2 separate regions of the Homo sapiens genome follow, and region 2 is linked to region 1. A link is an interaction called in ENCODE POLR2A ChIA-PET data of the cell type or tissue named here. Cell type or tissue: PC-9. All regions are shown on one strand.

Region 1 (2,500 bases):
GGAGTTCAAGACCAGCCTGGCCAACATGGTGAAAACCCAACTCAAAATACAAAATTTAGCTGGGCATGGTGGTACCTGCTGGTAATCCCAGCTACTTGGGAGGCTAAGGCAGGACAATTACTTGAACCTGGGAGATGGTGGTTGCAGTGAGCTAAGATCATGCCACTGCACCCCAGCCTGGACAACAGAATGAGATTCTGTCTCAAAAAAAAAAAAAAAAAAAAAAAAAAAATATATATATATATATATATGTTCAAAAATCTAGAAAAAGAGTTAATAAACCCCAAAAATGAATAAATATAAAAGCAAGGCTGGCCATGGTGTTGACTCATGCCTGTAATCCCAGCACTTTGGGAGGCCAAAGTTAGAGGTTTACTTGAGCCCAAGAGTTTGAGACTGGGCAACAAACATAGTGAGATCTCGCCTCTACAAAAAAATAAAAAAAGTCAGCCAGGCTTGGTGGGGTATGCCTGTGGTCCTAGCTACTCCGGAGGCTGAGCTGAGATCACGCCACTGTACTCCAGCCTTGGTGACAGATTATATATATATCTGTTTTGTTGTTTTTGGCACAGATATAAAGTAACAGCCAAAAAAAAAAAAAAAGAGTAAACTGAATTAATAAAAACAAAAACTAGGCCAGGCGTGATGGCTCACACCTGTAATTCCAGTACTTTGGGAGGCCGAGGGTGGATCACGAGGTCAAGTGATCAAGACCATCCTGGTCAACATGGTGAAACCCCGTCTCTACTACAAATACAAAAATTAGCCGGGCGTGGTGGCACGCACCTGTAGTCCCAGCTACTCGGGAACCTGAGGCAGGAGAATTGCTTGAATCCGCGAGGTGGAGGTTGCAGTGAGCGGAGATCACCAGTAGAGCGAGACTCCATCTCAAAAAAAAACCAAAAAACAAAACCAAAAACTATATTTTGTTTTAAAACACTAAATAAATGTAGATAATTCTGTCAAAAATCTGATCAATTGAAAGAGAGAAGTCACAAACATTAGGGCTGAGAAAGAGGATATCATAACTGCAGATTTAGAGAAAATCTTTTAACTCATGCTAGAATTATATGTAACTTTACATAAATAAACTTGAAGATTAAATAAGATGGATGATAGTCAAAGAAAACAGAAGTTACCAAAATCAACTCAAGAAAAATTAGGGGAACAACAACCCAGAGCAGAAATCTCTAAGATCTTCAAAGAATGAGCCACTAAGACAACAGCAAGCCCAATTTTCTAGGTGAATGCTATCTAACTCTTATTGAACAGATAATTTCCACGTTATCCTTACTGTTCCAGGAGGTGTAAGGATAAAAGGAAAAGCTTCCTACTTTCTTCCATGAGGATAACATATTCTTGATATGAATTTAGACTAAGATGGTACAAAAAATAAAACTAAACTAATGTTCACTTGTGAAGACAGATGCAAAAATACTAAGTAAAATATTATCAGACAGAACTGAGTAGTTTTAAGAGAATAATTCATTATGACCACATAGGCTTTACACCAACAACACTACACCAACAATACAAGGATGGTTAAATTACAACGATACAGGGACAGTTAAACTAGCTACTAACATTAATCTTCATTTGTTCAATAAATATGTACTAAGTACTTTCCCTATCAGACTCTGTGCTAAGTGCTAGGGATGCAGCAGTGAAGCAGAAGGTTCTCGTCTATATGGAGCTGACATCCTCATAGGAGAAGGAACTCACTGAGAAGGGAATAAGCAGTTTGACAGGATATAGAATAACTGAGAGAGGCTCACTTTAGATAAGGTGCACAGGGAAGGCTTTTCTCAGGAGCAACATTTAAGCTGAGTTGAAAAGCAGATGTTTAGGCCGGGCATGGTGGCTCATGCCTGTAATCCCAGAACTTTGGGAGGCTAAGGCAGGCGGATCTCTTGAGGTCAGGAGTTCGAGGCCAGCCTGGCCAACATGGTGAAACCCCCATCTCTACTAAAAATACCAAAAAAATAAAAATTAAAAAAAAATTAGCTGGGCATGGTGGTGTGCCTGTAATCCCAGCTACTTGGAAGGCTGAGGTGCGAGAATCACCTGAACCCAGGAGGCGGAGGCTGCAGTGAGCTGAAATGGTGCTACTGCACTCCAGCCTGGGCAACAGAGAGGTACTCCATCAAAAAAAAGAAAAGAGAAAGAAAAGCAAATGTTTGAGTGGTCAATAAACAAGAGAAATGATCAGGAGGCTAGGACCTGGGAGCAGGGGATAGAGGCATGAAATGAATCTCAAGAGGTAGGAAGAGCTAGATCATACTAAGTTCTTCAGTCCACAGTAAATATTTCACTTTTGGAATAGTGGAAAGTCACAAAAGAGTTTTCAGCAGGAAAAGAAAACAGCGCCATTTTATCCATTAGTTGCTTTCCACTGAATGCCTAGGGTCCATAAGCTTTTCAGAGACTTAGAAAAATGTTTGGGATCTAAAAAAAAATACAAGTTCAAAATACAAACAAAAAATTTTGACCACAAAAATTA
Region 2 (2,500 bases), 1.7 Mb before region 1:
TCTAAAATCCTATTTACTCACCCTTCACAATTCAGCCCAAATGCCAAAGTCCTTGTGAAGATTTTTCTAATTCCCTTCCTCAGTCCTCCAAAGATTTAGAGTTGTTCCTCTGTTATAGCCTCTGTTGTATTTTCCCATGTATTATGACTGGATGTTTACATGTTAGCTCCCTGAAAGCAGAGGCCATTTCATTCAACTCTAACAGCTTCTAGCACTGTGCTATGAATACAGTGGATACTCATTCACGTTGAAATGCAGCAAGGATTTTTTAAAAACAACTTTTGACCAGAGAAGGGGCTCCTAGACAGACAGGCTTCCTGAATCAAGGCATCTCCCACCTCATTTTCATAGGACAGCGAAGAATATGGAATCCCACATCAGAAAATCCAAGTTCATTCCCCGTCATCAGCATAGGAAGCATTGGCAAATCATCTAATTTCTCTGTCTCAGTGCCTTCATCTATGTCCATGGAAAATGGGCATAAAAATCAAGCCATGGGCAGGCGCAGTGGCTCACACCTGTAATCGCAGCACTTTGGGAGGCCAAGGCAGGTGGATCACGAGGTAAGGAGTTCAAGACCAGCATGGCCAACATGTTGAAACCTCATCTTTACTAAAAATACAAAAATTAGCCTGGCATAGTGGCACACACCTGTAATCCCAGCTACTCGGGATTACAGGAGACAGGAGAATTGCTTGAACCCAGGAGGCAGAGGTCGCAGTGAGCAGAGATCGTGCCACTGCACCCTAGCCTGGGCGACAGAGCAGGACTCTTGTGGGGGTGGGGGGTGGGGGTGGAAATCAAGCCTCAATTTTATAGCACTTATTAGGAAGACAAATGTATCAGGAGGACTTGGGTAAAGTGTAAGGCCTCACAGGAATGTTAGCACTTGGGAAGAAGCATGATTTCCTTTCACAGCTGTGGGATGGAGGGGGCTTAAGCTGGGCAGACACCAGGTTAGCAAAGCAGTTCCATATCTGGTTCAGCAGCTCGAAATTTCATCACTGTTCCAAACTAGATCCTGAACCCAACAGACCTGTTCCACAGGGCCACGTGGAGGAGCAAGCTTGTAAGGGACATTTAGATACATATCCATTAGCAATTCTCAAGGCCTGAGATATGCAGAAATTTTCTAGTTTGCAAGCCCTTCGATAGTTTAGGATTCATTTCTAAACAAAGTTCCCCAGGGAGCCTTACCTTAAGGCACAGGCTCTGGGATTCTGCTACTCTAAAAAATTCCATCATGTCAACAAAGTTTAACCCTTAATTTTGTGGTCACTTGCACCACACTCTGTGACTGCTCCTCTGTGTCCCACTACCACACCTACAAAAGCCATTTCAAAAGGAAAAAATAAACATTTCCAAACATATTCTAAAAACAGGTCCCCTAGTCCTACATCAATGTGCAAACTGAAGTTCATTCAGTTCCTCATTCATTTTTAAATAGAGCCAAAAGAGGTTAGGTCCTGTCCTCTTCCTTTTTTGTACCTTAGCTACATCATAGGTGCTGCAAGAACTAAGTGAGCTAAGGTACCCAACCCCCACCTTACAGAGGAAATTAAGGCTCAGAAAGTACCCTAGGACCCAGGGGAAGTCACTTTAAGTGTCCAGCATAGAGCAGACATTTTTTCTTAATTTAAAAAATATATATACATATACGTGTGTGTGTGTGTGTGTGTGTGTGTGTGTGTATGTATTTTTTTTTTTTTGAGACAGGGTCTCGCTCTGTTGACGAGGCTGAAGTGCAGTGGTGTGATCTTGACTCACTGTATCTTCAGCCTCTTAGGCTCAAGTGATCCTCCCACCTCAGCCTCCCAAGTAGTTGGGACTACAGGCTGGTGCCACCAAGCCTGGCTAATTTTTGTATTTTTTTTTTTTTTACAGAAATGGGGTCTCACTATGTTGTCCAGGTATGTTGCCCAGGCTAGTCTCAAACTCCTGGGCTCAAGGGATCCTCTCATCTTGGCCTCCCAAAGTGCTAGGATTACAGGTATGAGCTACTGCGCCTGGACAGACACTTCTTGATAAACACATGTTGAATAAATAGCTTCAAAGCACACCACACCACCTGGTATTTGCAACTTAGAAGCCTGCTTACATCAGACAGGGCATGGGACAGAGGAAAAATACATGGGTTCTAAAGTTGCACATGTTGGATTTAGGCCACTGTTCCATCACTTACAAGCTACGTGATCTATGCCTCAGTTTCTTCACCTGCAGCATACCACAGAATTGAAGAAAAGATTGCATGCAAAAACGTATTATGAGACGAATGTAGGTTAAGGCATGGAACGGTGCCTGGCACCCAAGGCCATACACATTCTGTGAGAACAAGGAACTTGTTTATTTGCCAGCACTGAACCTGGAGCCCAGTACAAAACAGGCCTACATAAAGTTTTGAACTGCATAGTGGGTGCTGCCTACACAGTGATTTCAAAACCTGGTGAACGATCAAAAAGTAGAGGTGACTACGGAAACAGTCAATAACTAATAAAGAACA

What was found. ChIA-PET counts read pairs that join two places held together with the same protein. Peaks named below come from ENCODE experiments on the same cell type or tissue, not always from the same donor. Only the 100,000 strongest peaks of a DNase experiment are listed, where the experiment ranks them.
Region 2: POLR2A ChIA-PET joins it to region 1 with 9 read pairs; 2 of 35 experiments call an interaction of 5 or more read pairs at or near these places.

The regions. Positions count from the first base shown.
Region 1 is chr22:40,171,526-40,174,025 of GRCh38, reverse strand. It overlaps a transcript of TNRC6B not described here. Among named protein-coding and RNA genes, the nearest start is that of TNRC6B, 5.1 kb to the left of the region's middle. In PC-9, no CTCF peak of the experiment used is centred here; no DNase peak of the experiment used is centred here.
Region 2 is chr22:41,843,225-41,845,724 of GRCh38, reverse strand. All of the region lies in intron 1 of SREBF2 (sterol regulatory element binding transcription factor 2), which reads right to left. Among named protein-coding and RNA genes, the nearest start is that of SREBF2-AS1, 9.8 kb to the right of the region's middle. In PC-9, no CTCF peak of the experiment used is centred here; a DNase peak (open chromatin) is centred at 1,014; H3K4me3 peaks cover 995 bases; H3K27ac peaks cover 2,481 bases.